2 separate regions of the Mus musculus genome follow, and region 2 is linked to region 1. A link is a loop called in an ENCODE intact Hi-C map of the cell type or tissue named here. Cell type or tissue: heart. All regions are shown on one strand.

Evidence for each region. Peaks named below come from ENCODE experiments on the same cell type or tissue, not always from the same donor. Only the 100,000 strongest peaks of a DNase experiment are listed, where the experiment ranks them.
Region 2: it touches region 1 in a loop (2.6-fold over the local background); 2 of 42 quality-filtered maps call a loop at or near these places.

Annotation. Positions count from the first base shown.
Region 1 is chr7:109,441,104-109,449,103 of GRCm38, forward strand. Trim66 (tripartite motif-containing 66) reads right to left here. Exons shown (of 20, transcript NM_181853.4): 20 at 7,898-8,000. 1700095J03Rik (RIKEN cDNA 1700095J03 gene) reads left to right here. Exons shown (of 2, transcript NR_152110.1): 2 at 3,548-3,797. Among named protein-coding and RNA genes, the nearest start is that of Stk33, 6.1 kb to the left of the region's middle. In heart, a CTCF peak has its summit at 4,149 (motif pointing left); no DNase peak of the experiment used is centred here.
Region 2 is chr7:109,613,488-109,621,487 of GRCm38, forward strand. Denn2b (DENN domain containing 2B) reads right to left here and starts at 3,660. Exons shown (of 20, transcript NM_001001326.1): 1 at 3,571-3,660. In heart, no CTCF peak of the experiment used is centred here; DNase peaks (open chromatin) are centred at 124, 464, 3,054, 4,584 and 3 weaker places; H3K4me3 peaks cover 2,698 bases; H3K27ac peaks cover 4,456 bases.

The DNA of each region.
Region 1 (8,000 bases):
TGCAAGCACGGCTTGGTAGATAAAGACACTGAGTAGATAAAGATACCAATCCTGACAACCTGTCCCATTCCCAGAACACATGCAAAGGTAAGAGAAAGCCAACACCTGCATGTTGTCCTCTGACCTCCATACATGCACCGTGGCACAAGCACATGTGCACACATGTGCAGACACAATAATAAAAATAAATAAGTTTTAAATAAGAATGGAGCTTTTCCCCTGACAGTAAGTAAAATATTTGTGACATCTCTGCATTTGTTAGAGGGTTTGTTTTGTTTGAGACAGAACTCACTATACAACTCTAGGCGTCCTAAAACTCGATGTGTAGACCAGGCTGGCCACAAACTCACAGAGACCCACTTGCCTGCTGGGTACTGGAATATAAGGCATGCACCACTCTGCCTAACTTTAAAGCGGTTTTAAGAATGTCCCAACCCCGTAGCAGAATCTTTCCAGCTTATCTAAGCCAGGGTTTCTCCTTTTTTTGGTTCATAAGCCACTAAAAAGAAATATGTTTTATATTGCCACCCACTGTATATGTATTTACTAACAGAAACACTTCTGAGATTTAGTTGGCCTCTAATTCCATCTGGAGAAGGTTCTAGGCTCTACAGGACCAGAGTGAGTGCTGGGGATGTAACTCAGCAAAAGAGGACCCACCTAGCATGTGTACCGCCCTGGGTTTGCCAGGACTGCAAAATAAATGAACAACTCATATGATTAGATTAGGCCCATCCAAAAATTCAGGATAGTCCCCCACTTCTATAAAGAAATAGCTGTGGGTATAGAGCCCTTGCCAACTAATATAATTACTTTATGCCCCCATAGGACAGTCCATGCAAGAAACTTTCAATTCTGTTAGGAAAAATAGTCATGCCTTATCCGTATGAAGGGAGAAAACCATGAGATCAACTTCATTTCCCTTCTTAGCATGGATTCCAGGAGATGATGGGGCTCAGATTTGCAGTTCAGTTTTAATAACTTGGCTAAACTTAGCAGCTCACATGTCTACAGCTCTCTTTTATCCTCTTCCATGTTCCCCTCATTCTGACTTTGATTTTTTATTGACTACTATATTGATGTTTATCTTATGCTGCCCCACACGCTTTGCACTTGCTGTTTTTTCTGCTTCTAAAGCTCTGCTCTCTTAGCTCTCCAAGGCTGCTGCTTTCTCATAATTCAGACTGTACAGTTGCCCCCTCCTCAGAAAGCCCACCCCAACCTCCTCTCTAGAGGATTCCCCCATACACATACCCCCAGTCTATCATCTTATCTTGTTTCATCTACAAACACCATATAAAGTGGTAGACCCCAACAGAAATTAAAACCTCCTTAGGAAGAAATTAAATTTTGAATTATATACTTTTCAAATAAGTCCCCCTTCCAAAAAAATCTTAATATAACATAATCTAAACACCTCTGCATTTGTCCTTATAGAGAGAAACCAATGAAGCTACACAGGAAGGTGATGCACTCGGGAGTCTGTGAAACCCACACAGAGACATCCTGGATCTTCTTAGGAAATCTTGGTGTTGTGCCAGACGAAAAACATTTTTCAGAGTATTCAAGTTGCTCAAAGCAGCCACATTAAATATTATGGCTAGTTACCAGAGCCCAGGTCCTCAGAAAAGAATTGCAGCACCATAACCATTAACACAACAAACTCTAGACACTGCCAAGGACCTCGCTCTATTCCAGGGGTCACCTCAGCACTACAATATGCTCTCCTGTTCCTGAAATTATTAACGTCACCATTGGCAGCAAGTATGATATGCCATTTACGTAAACACTTCAGGGTAATGTCAGGTACTGTAGAGTATCAAATTGCTGACATTTAAGAGAGAGGTCAGAACTGAAGCGTGGTGAGAGAACAAACACAAGAGTAACTAGCACAGCTTGTTCCAGCTTTTGTTGACCCTGTTGATAAAGGTACCAGAGTTTGGGCTTGGGCAGAGAGGTAGATTTCTTAAGTCAAGGAACGGTTGATTTGTGTTATTGTTTTAGAACACTCTCTCTCTCTCTCTCTCTCTCTCTCTCTCTCTCTCTCTGTGTGTGTGTGTGTGTGTGTGTGTGTGTGTGTGTGTGTAGTTTTTGATTTATATGAAATAGAGATCTCCTATAGCCCAGACTGGCCTCACACTATGTCATTGAGGCTGGCCTTTAACTCTTCCCAATGCTCCTGCCTCAGCCATCCAAGAGCTGAGACTATAAAGCTGTATGTGTGCCACCAATCCCAGATGATTTATGCATTAATTAAATTTCATGTTTTATTTAAAATATCTTAGCATATTGCTAAAGTACTTTTCTATACCCTGTACTGCGCAAAAACAAACACAACAACAACAAATGCTTAAGCCTTCATGTTAAAACAAACCACTCAATTTCTCTGATGTAACAAAGTCAGAGATATGTAGATTATTGCATGCTCTATTAAGGTTCCCCCCCCATGACACTTGTATTTGGAAAATGTGTAATTCAAAATGTAAGATTTTCCTAATGGGACTTTTTTTTCCTAGTAGGCTCTAGCAGTCTGTGTGAGTCTTTGCATTTTTATTTTATAAATAGAACCCTCACTGTTCAATTGACAGAAATATCTGTCCATAAACTCTGTGCCCCTGATGAGTTTTTGAATGTTGTGCCTAGCCTTCTTCATCAGATAAAACTTATTAGAGTTCAAGTTGGTACACACTAAGTCCTCTTCCTGGACATTTAGGATGGTTAAAATGGCAGTGCTCCCTGAGTAGTTTATAAAGACAATGCTACTGCTAGCTAAAGCTTTAGTCTCTTGTTATTGAAATTAATATCTCACACTAAAATCCATATGGAAATGAAATGATATCAGAGCAGCCAGTCTTAAGAGGAGGAAAAAGAGGAAGAGGAGGAAGTTGAAGGGGTCACGCTTCTCACATTCGCAGCTAACTATAATCAGGACTGAGTCATGTTGTCACAAAGCCAGACATACAGATCAGTGAGAGAGAACACAGAGGTCAGTCGAAACATTTTTGTTGAGTGGTCAAGGTGCTAAGACAATAGAGAGAAGAATCATTTTTTTCATCAATTGACCCAATAACGTCCTTTAGGATAATTTTCCTCCTCCATTACAGGACCTAGTCTGGAGTCAGACATTACATTTAGTTGTTATATTAATTTGCTTTCTACTGCTGTGATAAAACACTGACCAAAACCAATCTGAGGAAAAAGGGGTTTATTTGACTTATATTTCCCTGTCCCAGTCCATCACTGAGGGCAGTCAGGGCAGGAGCCAAAGCAGAGATTACAGAGGATTGCTGTTTGCCAGCTTGCTCTCCATTGCTTAAACATCCATTCCTTGATTTCTTATACAACCCAGGACCACTTGCCAAAGGGTGGTACCGCCCACAATAGGCTGGGCTTTCTCACATCAATCATTAATCAAGAAAATCCCCTTGGCACTAAGGCCATTCTGATAAGAAGCAATTCCTCAATTAAGGTTCCATGTTCCCTGGGTGACTCTAGTTTATGTCAAGTTGACAAAAACTAACAGTCATGTCTCTTTACCTTCCATTAGGCTGGAACATTTTCCCAACTTTTCTCTGACCCTAGCAACAGGAATTATTTGACTACAAGAGATGACTCGGCAGTTAAAGCATGCTCTGCTCTTCCAGAGGAGCGGAGTTCAGTTTCCAGCCTGTATCAGCAGGTTCCAGGGATGTCAAACACCTCTGGCCTCCTCAAGGATGTGCACACAAATCACATACCCACACTTAGACACACACATACAAGATTAAACACTGTAAAAATAAAACAATTTACAAAAGAGTCCTGCCTCCTGCCTTCATGTAATATACAATTTCTTTTTCTGATGCTTCTCTGTGGTCAAATTCAGGTCATTTATTCTCAGCCATAAGACATCCTACATTCCTGTGTGAGAAACACATCTGGATGCACAGTGTGTCCACCTGTTACTGATTGGTAATGCAATTCTGAGCACACAGTCAAGGCGTTATCTGATTTATCCACTCTGTAATTTTTCCTTTCTCCAAACTAATGAAGAGTCGTGGGGAGCCAATTTAAGACTATGCTCATCAGTCTCTCCCTAGAAACACCCTACCAAACAGTCCTTGCCTTCCAGGGAAGCGAAGAAAGTACCTCAGGCGCCATCTACAGGGCTGTCGTCACACTACAACAGAGCCAAGAACCAAGAACTTTATGACACCTGCCTGATGCTTTTATTTAGTCCGAGGCTCAGGAGCAATTTCAGTCTCAGACATTTTGAAAGAAGAAACTACAGACTCCTGTGTAATTTGGCTGAGTTCTAGTCCAACATTACCGTGAAGCTTAGGAAACTTACGATTTTCTACCACGTGAGTCCAGAGGGCTGAACTCAGGACGAGCCTTTTTACTCACTGAGCCATTCCACCTAACTGTTACTAGTTTTCAGGGTTTTTGGTGCCTGAAAAGCTCTCTCTCCAGCCGGAATACTATGTTTATTACATAAAATACTCCCCAGGCCAGGTGTAGAGGCAGAGAACATGTTGCAAGCCTGTGTGCTGGGGCAGGAGAGGAGACAGAAGCTTAGAGTGGAACCAAGAGTCAGCACACAAAGGCTCAGTGTCCTAGGGACCTAGAGAAATAACCCTGAAATGAATGAGGACAGACAGACAACAGCACAGGAAAGGGGGAAGTGTCAGGCGCTTGCACAGGGCTGGGAGAGAAAGGGCTGAGATTTCCAGGCCTCACTTGGAGCATTAAAACCATTAAAAGCATGAGCTTTCTCACCTGACACCGCCTACCCTCCATCCCCTTGCCTGGCTGCTATGGCAAGATGAGAGGAAGAATACGTTGAGGGCTCCTGTGTTAGGTGACATTGGGACATATGAGTGAGTGTGCAACTGTCATAGGATGTATAGGTCTGGAGCACAGAAAAGTTGGTCTATGCCTTTTATCAGACTCTAGGGATTTATGTGAAGTAAGTTTCTGACAGGTCAGGTGACTCATGTGGTGTTTTACTGATACCGACTCACATGGCGTTTTGCTAATAAGGTAAGACCCATGGGAGGACACGTGATGTTTGGGGGGTCCTGGTTCATCCTGGTCGCTCTTACTGACTTGTGCTGATTTGGCAGAGACCTGGCAGTTTCTGCTACATCATGCCACCACTGCTAATTCGTGTTTGCTATCCTGACACTACTGAAGTAGAGTGCTGGTGTCCTGACAAACAGATTAAAATCACCCCCAAGGAACTACTTCTAAACAGGTGCACATCCCCTTGTCCTGTTTACCACCTTTTCTCCCTACCTGTGGGTGATGGGCTAGAAGGGCATTGGTAAACTCTTATTAAAAGTAGGCTTCAAAAAAATCTAAGCCTACATTTCTGCACCAGGATGGTTAGTCGCAAGGCATAGAATCCAATTCTTACTAATTTAGACAGAAAGGGGATTTATTAAAGGGGCTTCTTAGGTGATTTCAAAGATCAAGCTTGTTGGAAAGTTAGGCTTAGAGCTCCACTAAGGCCAGGAACAACTCCTGGAGTCATCCATAGCGCTGCTCTGCTGAAGGAAGCATCTCCACAACCAGAACCTAAGTCTTCATCCACTGCTGCTGCCGTGGCAACTCCACGGCCTCCAGCCACACGCCCGCCCTGGATATGCAGTTTCCGGAGATTGTGACCGGCTGAATGTGGGTTCTGGGAGCTGGAACTCAGTCCTATGGAAGAGCAGTATGAACTCTTAACCACTGAGCCATATGTCCAGATCCTTATTTCCTTCTTAAATTATGACCAGTGGCTGGAAGGGATGCTTGGAAATCAAGATTCTAAAGTGTTTAGTGTGCCCTCTCCCCTCGAGGGCTCTCTCTTTCTCTCTCTCTCTCTCTCTCTCTCTCTCTCTCTCTCTCTCTCTCTCTCTCTCTCTTTCTGTGTGTGTGTATGTGTGTGTGTGTGTGTGTGTTATGCTTGTATGTGTTTATGTGGGTATGGGTGTGTATTGCGTCCCGCTCGACCGGCAAGAAAGACGCAACAAACCAGAATCTTCCGCGGCAAAAGCTTTATTGCTTGCTTCTCAGGAAGATTCCGAACCGGGAAAATGGCGCTGCTTTTATAACCCGCAGCGTGACGTTTCAGCACCTGATATGGCGTGACAGCTCCCGATTCGTTGCTTGCCCATCACCCCACTATTACACCCCGAGAATGGGAGTGACTAGGAGTGAATTCACTCTTGCACCTGCGTACAAGGCTTGTTTACTAGTTAGGCACAGTGGAGGCCCGAGCCATCTTATAATGGCGATTGCTCGCGGCACACACGGCTCTCCTCAGAGATTACTGGCGGCATGCACGCGATTGCTCGCAGCACATACGGCTCTCCACAGGTGTGTGAAAGCCAAACCAACAGCTTGGGTCTTCCTTTTTTTTTAAGACAGGGTCTCTCAGTGAACCTGGAGCTCACCAATTCTGGAAGGCTGGCTGAGCAGTAAGTTCCAGCAATCCTCCTGTATCCACCCACTCTCAGCACTGAGATAACAGACACAGCCTACCACACCCAGCCTTTGCATGGCTGCTGGGATTCAAACTCTGGCCCTTGCGCTTGCACAGCAAGCGCTTTACCTCGTGAGACATCTCCTGGTCCCTGTATTAGCTTTCACAGTGAAGAGTAAGCTGTGCCATCCAAGATTCCTGAGGTGGGGAGTCCATAAATAGGAATGGAGTTGCCTCAATTTGTTTTCTGTTGCTGTGATAAAACACTGACCAAAACCAACTTGTGGCTTACACTTTCCCTGTCTCAGTCTATCCGTGAGGGGAGTCAGGGCAGGAACTCCAGCAGGAATCGAGGTGGAATCATGGTGGAATGTTCCTTACCGCCTTGTTCAATATGGCTTGCTCAGCTTGAATTCTTATACAACCCAGTACCAGTTGCCCAGGGGTGGCATTGCCCACTGTGGGCTAGGCCCCTCCCAATTCAATCATCAACCAAGAAAATGGCCCACAGACTCATGGGCTAATCTGATGGAGAAAATTTCCTCAACTCAGGTTCCTCTTCCCAGGTGACTCCAGTTTGTGTCAAGGTAACAAAAAATAACTGGGGGGAGGGGGCGGGGTTCAAAGGTCAAGGTAACAATAGCTAGCACAGGGAGTCAGAGGTCAAGGTAACAATAGCTAGCACAGGGATTCAGAGGTCAAGGTAACAATAGCTAGCACAGGGAGTCAGAGGTCACTCCAAATGAATAAAAACCTTTACATTCACCAGAAACGATCCCCACCAAAATGTGTGTGCAGGAAGACAATGAAGAGCTGAAGAGGGTCACTGGGTCAAAAAGCTTAACTTTGTTTCTTGTTTTTTCCTTTTTTTGTTTGTTTGTTTGGTTTTTTGTTTTTGTTTTTGTTTTTGTTTTTGTTTTCCTTCAAGACAGAGTTTCTCTGTATAGCCCTGGCTGTCCTAGAACTTACTCTGTAGACCAGGCTGGTCTCGAACTCAGAAATCCGCCTGCCTCTGCCTCCCAAGCGCTGGGATTAAAGACGTGCACCACCACTGCCCGGCTTAACTTTGTTTCTGTTTACATATTTATTCAGTTTAGGAAGGTTGCTTGGGGGGGGGGGTTGATTTCTTGTTTTGAGACAAGGCCCAAGCTGGATTAGGCAATCCCCCTGCCTCAGCTTTCCTGGTGCTGTAATTACAGGTGTGCACCACCACACCAGACACAAGGAACTTTGAGGTGTTTTTGCCTGGCAATGAGAAGCAGGCTCTCATAAATATGTTTTTCCTAAATCTACCTCAGGCCTATTTTGAAGAGTAGGCTGTGCTCACGCAGACCCCTTTCACAAGGTCTTCTGTAGTCCATGTTCTTACCGACGTTGAAACCCAGGTTCCAAAGGGCTATGAAACAGGTCTTAACGGTTTTCACTAAAAAACACTCTAGGACACGGTTGCTGGTAAAGGAAAGTGTTATTTTTTATTTAATTTTGAATGTGTAGGTCTATTTAAAATCAATTTTGCTTCCCCTTAAATCCTTTCCTTGTGCCCCTAGCC
Region 2 (8,000 bases), 170 kb after region 1:
GGGGGTCTGGGAATGTTACTTTTTAATCCTTGAGGAGCACAGAGGGATCCAAGCTGTGACTCAGCTCTGGGAAGCTGAAGGACTGGGGAGTGAGGAACAGTGCGGTAATCTAAGTTTTGCACAACTTCTTTGGGCCTGAGCGGCCACAGAGATGGGTCCAATCTAAACTATTCAAAACTTCTCCAAGCCTGAGTGGCCACAGAGAAATCACCTCCGAGAGAGAGCTGCTTTGTTTGATTCAAGGAAGGGAGACAAACAAAACTTGTTCTGTACCTGCTCTCTGCAGATGCCACTCCAGGTCACAGCTGGCAGGTTTCCCCTGTCCTATGGTAGAGGCTGAGGGCATGGGTGGGATACTCTAGTAGGTCCTACACCCTATAGGGTCACTGAGGACAGAGAACAGATCTAGGACGCCCTAGCTTGGAGTTCCCCCTCCCCCGTTACTCCATTCCTTGGCATTGTTCCAGGACATATCAAGTATCTGCCCCTGGAATTCCCACTTCCTTGTTTTTCTTTTTGGTTTTCCCCTTACAAGTTCTTCAAAAAGCTGCCTGGCTCCTGAGAGGCTTCCAGAGCAGGAACACTTCCTATCAGTTACCAGCCTGCCTTTCATACTTAGAGCTGAGGACCCTGGCCCCACTGCCCACTCGGGGCAGGTTTCCCATCGGATCCCAGGACAGGCCTGTCTTATAGGCATTAAAACATGTGATTCAAGCCGGGCGTGGTGGCGCACGCCTTTAATCCCAGCACTCGGGAGGCAGAGGCAGGGGATTTCTGAATTAAAGGCCAGCCTGGTCTACAGAGTGAGTTCCAGGACAGCCAGGGCTACACAGAGAAACCCTGTCTCGAAAAACAAAAAACGAAAAACAAAACAAAAACAACAACAAAAAAAAAACCCAAAAAACAAAAAAACATGTGACTCGACACTGCATGGAGCTATGAACACTGGCAAAGAAAAAGATCTCTTGGCACTCCCCTCCACACTAAAACATGAGCTCCATAACCTACAGGAAAGCTTTGTCTTTCAAGTGTCTCTGAAGGATCATTTATGAGGCTCAAAGTCTACCGTGAATATCCATCCTATCTGGATTTCCAAACGAAAAAAAAAAAAGCACCATTGGTTTCCTTAAATATCTCAAAGAAGGCTTGTGAGGTTTATCTAATTTTGATTTATAACTGCATCTGAATAGAAGGTGCTTTATAAATGAGGGAACCAGAAGAAAGAGGCAAAGTGACTTTGCAGAGAAGTCAGGCCATTCCTTAAGCCTCATGCTCTAACATATTGTATTATGTAGATTTGTTGATTTGTTTACAACTGTTTCACGGCAACCATCCCACTGGCCTCCTCTCAATAGTACATGATAATAACTATTACCATCATCTCCATCTCACAGCTAATAATCCGAGGGACTTCCCAGCATGCAGCAGAATGCAGCAGAACCTCACAGACATTTCTTCCTCAGAACTCCACCTTTAATCCTGACCCATAGCCCAGATTCCCCCCAAGCAGAGGACTCTGAGAGTGTGGAAGAAAGAGGAATTAACTGTGAAAGAAGGTTATCTGAGGTCCAGAGGCCATGTTGTTCACACTGGCAGACCCTCGGGCCACAAAACTGATGCATACAGTATACATTCAGGCTGCCAGAACCAGTGGTAGAGCCAGCGCTTGTACTGGCAAGCTGACCCGAAGTTAATCAGAAGGCCCCCTTATTGTTTGCTCGGACACAAAAGACACACTGTTCAGAAAGTTCAAGAAGGAAAAACCAAAGAGCCAGGAACAACAGCTGTTCCCTGGCCCCACTGAGAAACTAAAAGCTTCCACAAAGTTCCTTGAGGCCAGGAGTAAGTGGAAGATGTAACATGGCTGAAGTGAAGTGCATTTCTTAAGGGGCTTTCCTGCAGGAGAGTCCGCAACTCTCATCTTTCTCTTAACATTATGGATGGCCTGACTACTTTAACACCTATAAAACTACCTTTCTGGAAGGCTTTCCTTTCCTAGACACGCTGTGTTTACCACACATCACTCCTCTGAAATTTAGGACAAGGCATGCATGACTGGACACTGTGTGTGCTGGGATTTGGTTAAAATAGGAGCAAAAGGGATCATACAGCATAGTCCTTCAAGTTCCCAGCTCCCCGTAGCTGTAGTGTTAAGACAGCTCTCTGCAACATCTGGATGAGACAGATATTTGCAAGTCCCCAAAACCCAAGAAAGTCCCCTCCACAACTCAAGAAACCCTGTGATGGGCATCATTAATGGGGAGGGGGTTGTTTCCTATTTCCAAAGCTACTTCATAGACAGTGCAAGGCCCCCGCTCAGATATTGTTGTGCCAGTCCCTCTGCCCTGTCAAGTGTCCCAGATGGACTTGAAACTCACTGCAGGCTCCTCTCTGAGCTTCATTAGCTACTTTGATTGTTGTTACAAGTCAGACATAGCAGCATGGAGATAAGAGAGCACGAGGTAAAACCGACCAAGCTGCTCAAAAGTTTCCACATAAGAACTTCAACAGTGCTAGAGCGATGAGAACTCATTTTCCTATAAAAGAACCTTCCTGTGAAAATATCCAGTGGCTTTGTGCTAAATAAAAGCAGAGTGAAGCCTAAACATCTCCGATTCAGCCAGAGTGAGATTAGCTAGATTTGCAAAGTCAAGAAAATTGGCAGTTTCCCTCCTCCTCCCGGAGCTAATAGAATCCAACTGTTGGAGTATGACATCATTCTCGACCCCCAAACTCTGAAGTGAAGAGCACAGACACTGGCCTGCCATAAACAGCCCGACTCAAAGCAAGGGGCTCAGAGGTGCCCTTACCTGGTAGTCCGGGTGATTTCTTGCCCACTCCATTCTCCACAGAGGCTGGCTCACACCACAGTCGCTTAGGGAGCCCAGGGCCCCCAGATCCACTGGCTTAAGCTCCAGTACCTGCTGCGAACTTCCCACAGCTCCTTCCTCTGACCTTTCAAGACACTCCTTCCAGCCAAGTGAGCAGAGCTAGCGCAGCTAGCCAGTCAGGCTGGTTGTCATGGAGACCTGTCCTAGGCTGCACACACGCTTGCAGGCTTGCTCTCACTCAGCTAGGCGCTCTCCCTCAACCCGGTGTCCCAGGAGCGAGCTAGCACGCGCACGTTTATGCGTGCGCGTGCTTCTACACATTCTCTGAGTTCTAGCCGGCCTTGAAACAGCGCGGTCTTTTGATCGGCTCAGTTTATGCATGCATTCCACTCCTCCTACCTCCCTTCCAGTCAACCAGGAGCCCAGGTCTGTTCCTGGGAACTTGCTGCAACAACCCAGAGGGGAGAAGGGTGAGGACAGTGAGTGGACTTGTTTTCCTCCCCTCTAGTGTCTCAGCTTTTATAACTTGGAAGAATCCCTGCCAAAGGGGAGGGAGCTAGCTGAAGGCTTGGAGGGGAAGCAAGCACTTCCTCTGGGTCCTGCAGCAGCAGCGGAATGAGGAGGGACCCTGATGCGTGCTGCCTCAACTTGTTTGTTCGCTTGGGATTTTTCAGGAGCATTTGGGGCAGAAACACAGTTCACATCCTAGAAGCTGGCCTAGACTGGCCTCTCTGGTTACCTTGTTGACTGTTCAGGTCCTGGAGACAGCTTTTAGCCAGTACAGGGTCCCATGGTACTAGTGCCAGAGCCCAAGCAGTCTCTTGTCTTCCTGCAAAGGAGAAGAAACAAACTAGATCAGGATTAGGAGGAACACTGTTTAAGTCTACAGTCAGAGCCAGGACATCAAACACAATGCAAACAGCCTCCTCTCTGAACAAAAGATCCACAGCCCAGGCCTCCAATGAGAAACTGTACAAGTGCCAGGGCCGTACCTGGGACACAGAAGGCCCTTTTAGTAGCCCTATGTATACTTTTGCTTGGATGCTGCCTAACCCTCTCAAAATAGATGTACTAGTTTGTTTGATGCTCTTAACACACTGGTCAGATAGGTTTGCTACCATTTTATAGATGGGATCACTGAGGCCCAGAGAGATCAGATACTTGATCCACACTTACCTAACTAGTTAGGAACTGAGAGTAGAGACAAGTCAAGGGTCTCCTAGTCCTTTATGTTTTGCTATAAAGTACACAGAAGCCTGATCTTGAAAACCAGCTCATTTTCTAAGAACCACAAGTGTGGGCCTCCAAGGGAAAGTGAAGACTCTATCTAAGTCCTGTTAAGGTAAATCTATCTGCCACCCTTCTAGCCCAAAGATTTAATGACCGATAACATCTATGACATGCACAATATCTGCTGCAAACTAGAGAAAAAATGCCCTGCCCTACCCCCAAGTACTATCTTACATCTTCCCAAAATAACCTCCCAAATCCTGGTTCATTTTTTTCTCTGACAGAGTAGTCCTAAAAGTTACGACTGGTGTTATATTAATTTAACACATTTTAAAAATGTATCTAAAGTAAAGTTAAATTACTTGCTCCCATTTACTGAACCAGGAAATGAGAGATCCAAAACCAGTGTCCAAGCCTTTCAACTTTCTGGCATACATTAAGCAGAACAGTTGCCAAGAATACCAGAGCTAGAGTCACAAGACCTTAGCAGTGCCTGACCTCATCGCCAACTGGCCACCTGTCACTGAGCCAGCCTCCTCCCGACTTTCTACTTTCTATGAATATATCTCATACTGGGGTGGCAGAGGACTAGGGTGTGAGGTGCAGTGTCAAGGTGCTATTAGTCAAAAACACTTCAAATTAGGCACTCAGCTCTCATCCACCACCCCCCAATTGTTAGTACCTCTCCTCCACCAATCTAGTAGATATATTTTTCAAGTAGAACTCGGGGTTGGTAAATGGATTGACTGCATGTGGGAAGGTGGAGGCTGATGAGGATGAAGACAATGAGGCTCAAGGAGGCCATTCTCCAATGCTGCTCCTCAAAATAATGCTGGGGGAGGGGTGGGGGGGCCCTGATGGAATCTGTAACGCTTATCCCTTGCAGAATTCCTTGTGATGTTGACTCACCTTCAGTATGCTACAAAATTCCCAAAACCAGACTTTGGTTGACTTGAATTTAACTCACAAATATATGCTGAAGATAATACACAAAAACACGACATAAAACCCAAGTAGAAATGGCAGACTACTACAGATCCTTAAGTAGTGATAAGCCCAGAATCCCCACATCTGCATAGGAATTCAGTATCACTAAAGCTCTGTTTCTCTTTCCTCTTAAACACAGCAAATTCTGCTCTTTATCTGAACCCAAGGAACACACACCTGCCTAGTCTCCGAACCCAGATGAGGCAAGTCCACCCCTTTCTACAATAAGATCAAATTCACTGGAGTTGACAATATCAACTAAAATTTTCTGGGACCCTTCCAGTCAAACAGTGTGAGTCAGGCTACCAAAGCAGAAAGTCAGTCACTAAAGTAATCTAAATGTTAAAAGCCCTAAGACCAGACACACAACGCAGGCCATGCTCCCCCTAGCGGCACACCGGAGTTAGAGATTCTTTGGTATCTTGTCCTTAGAAAGAATAAAGTTGGGGCCTGAATTGGGGAGACCAGAACCCTTCTGTTGCATATGAGCTCCTGGAACTGGAAAGAAGCAAGGCCAGCCGACTTCCTCTGTTGCCTCTGCAGGACTGGATTCAGATCACGCCTGATTGGCTTTTTCTGAAGGAGGATTGTACAGACCCACGTTGTCTGCCAGTGGGTCAGTCAAGCTTGTAATACCAATTTCTCAGGAGGCTGAAGTAAACTGCAATGTCACCAACTGCCTTGGCTACAGAGGGCAGTCTGGGTAATTCAATGAAATCTTGTCTCAAAATTAAAAATAAGGGCTATAGGGTTAGAGAGATTGCTCAATGGCTAAGAACATAGTTACTTTTGCAGAGGAACCAGGTTTGGTTCCTAGCACCCACATGATGACTTACAACCATCCATAACTCCAGTTCCAGGAGATCCGATACCCTCTTCCAACCTCCATGGCACACGAATTTTACACAAACACACACACAGGCAAAATACTAATATACATAAATAAATCTTTAAAAATAAACAAACAAAATAAGGATGTGGTTTGAATATGCTTGGACCATGGGAAGTGGGACTATTAAAAGGTGTGGCCTTGTTGAAGGCAGTGTGTCACCGTGTAGGCAGGCTTTGAGAATTCCTAGTGCTCATGCTCCACCCAGTGTGGAAGTAAGAGTGTCCTTCTGTTGCCTGTGGGCCAAGATGGAGAACCCTCAGCTCCTCCAGCACCATGTCTGCCTGCATGGTACCATGCTTCCCACCATGATGGTAATAGACTGAACCTTTGAAACTGTAAGCCAGCCCCAATTAAATGTTTACCTTTATATGAGTTGCCTTGGTGATGGTGTCTCTTCACAGCAATGAAACCCTAACTAAGACAGAGAGCCAATGAGATTGTTCAACAGGTAAAGGGACTTCCTACCAAATCTGCGAACCTTAGCTCAATCTCTAGGATTCATACAGTGGAAAGAGAAAACTGAAGTTGTCTTGGACTTCCATATGCATATCATGGCATGCATTTACCCATATACATACCCAAATAAATAAATGCAATATTTTCAATAAAATGCAAATAAATAAATAAAGTGCTTGGGAGAAAGCTCAAAGAGACAGCACTGACAGACACACAAAAGGCTCTCGATTTCACCCTAACACTACAGGGAAAAAAGAAAAAACCACAAGTACATACACATACTTGGGCCAGAAACCTGGGTGACATCTCCAGGTCTCTTTCCCTTCCCACTGCAATCCATTTACCAAGCCCAAATAATTCTACTTGAAAAATATATTTAATATATGTCCCCTTTTCTCCACTTCTATCACTGCCTACCCATTCAGTAATTACTGCAGAAACCCAACTATCCTAGTTTCACCTCTTGCCCTCAAGGAAAATAGTGAAAAATCAAACTCAGTTTCTCATACACTGCCACACAACAATAAACACAGAGGCCTTCTGTTGCCAACTGGGTAGAGGTTTCTCCAAACATACCGAGCAAACCATCAGTCTAACAGTAGATGTATGCCCTCTGGTATAATTCAGACACTTTCCCTGGAGACTGAACCCAGCCCCGTGAGGCTCAGTCCTCAGTGCTGCCTCCCACCTCGCTAGATGCCAATTGCTAGGGTCAGACTGTTCTATCTGTGTTTCTGACAAGCACATATACATCTAAATCAGAATTTCCACAGTTACATCCTTGACTTTAACACATTTGCTATTAATAGGTTGGCCCATAAAACTTTAGGAATCACTTAGATCTCCTAGTCTATTATAAACGGTATTGTAGATGAAAGAGATTCATATGGCTGGTATGGGGAGGGCACAGAGCTTCCAAGTCCTCTCTACAAAGGTCACATGTTTGGCTCCACTATAGCTCTCAAAACCCAGTCCTCTGAGGTTTTATGGAAGATTCGGCATATAAGCACAACAGATTGTATCATTAGTCATTTTAACCAACTTAACTTTCACCCCCCTCTCTTTTCCCCAGGAGTAATGGAGTAAGACTAAAGTTACAATCTTCTAAACACAAGCAGCTCCCATCTTGAGGACATGCAGGAGCCCACAGGCACCAGGCAAATACAAATAGACATATCCTGCTTTGGAGATTCCAAAGGATTTTAGGAGTTGTCTGCCAGGAAACAGGAGGAAGACCAAATATACATTCCACAGCATCATAGCCTCACAAATCCATTCTCCACACGGCTGTCTGAAGCCCCTTTTGACACAGGATCATGTCATTTCCTGCTTAACACTTCAATGCTTCCCAGAGCTCTTAGGATGAGCTCTAGGTTCTTAGCAAGACCTCTAAAGACCCAGCACGACCTCCTCTTCCCTCCTCTCAGCATACTTCCTTCCCTTCCCTACTCTGAGCACATGGTAGTTTAGCTCACCAAAAGTATAAGATTCTTTTTTTCCAGGCTATCTAGCTTAGCCTGGGACTCCACCCCAAATCATTGCCCAGATGACTCTAATCTTGCCTCAACTTGACTCTCATCTCCTGATTTCCAGTCCTCCAAATC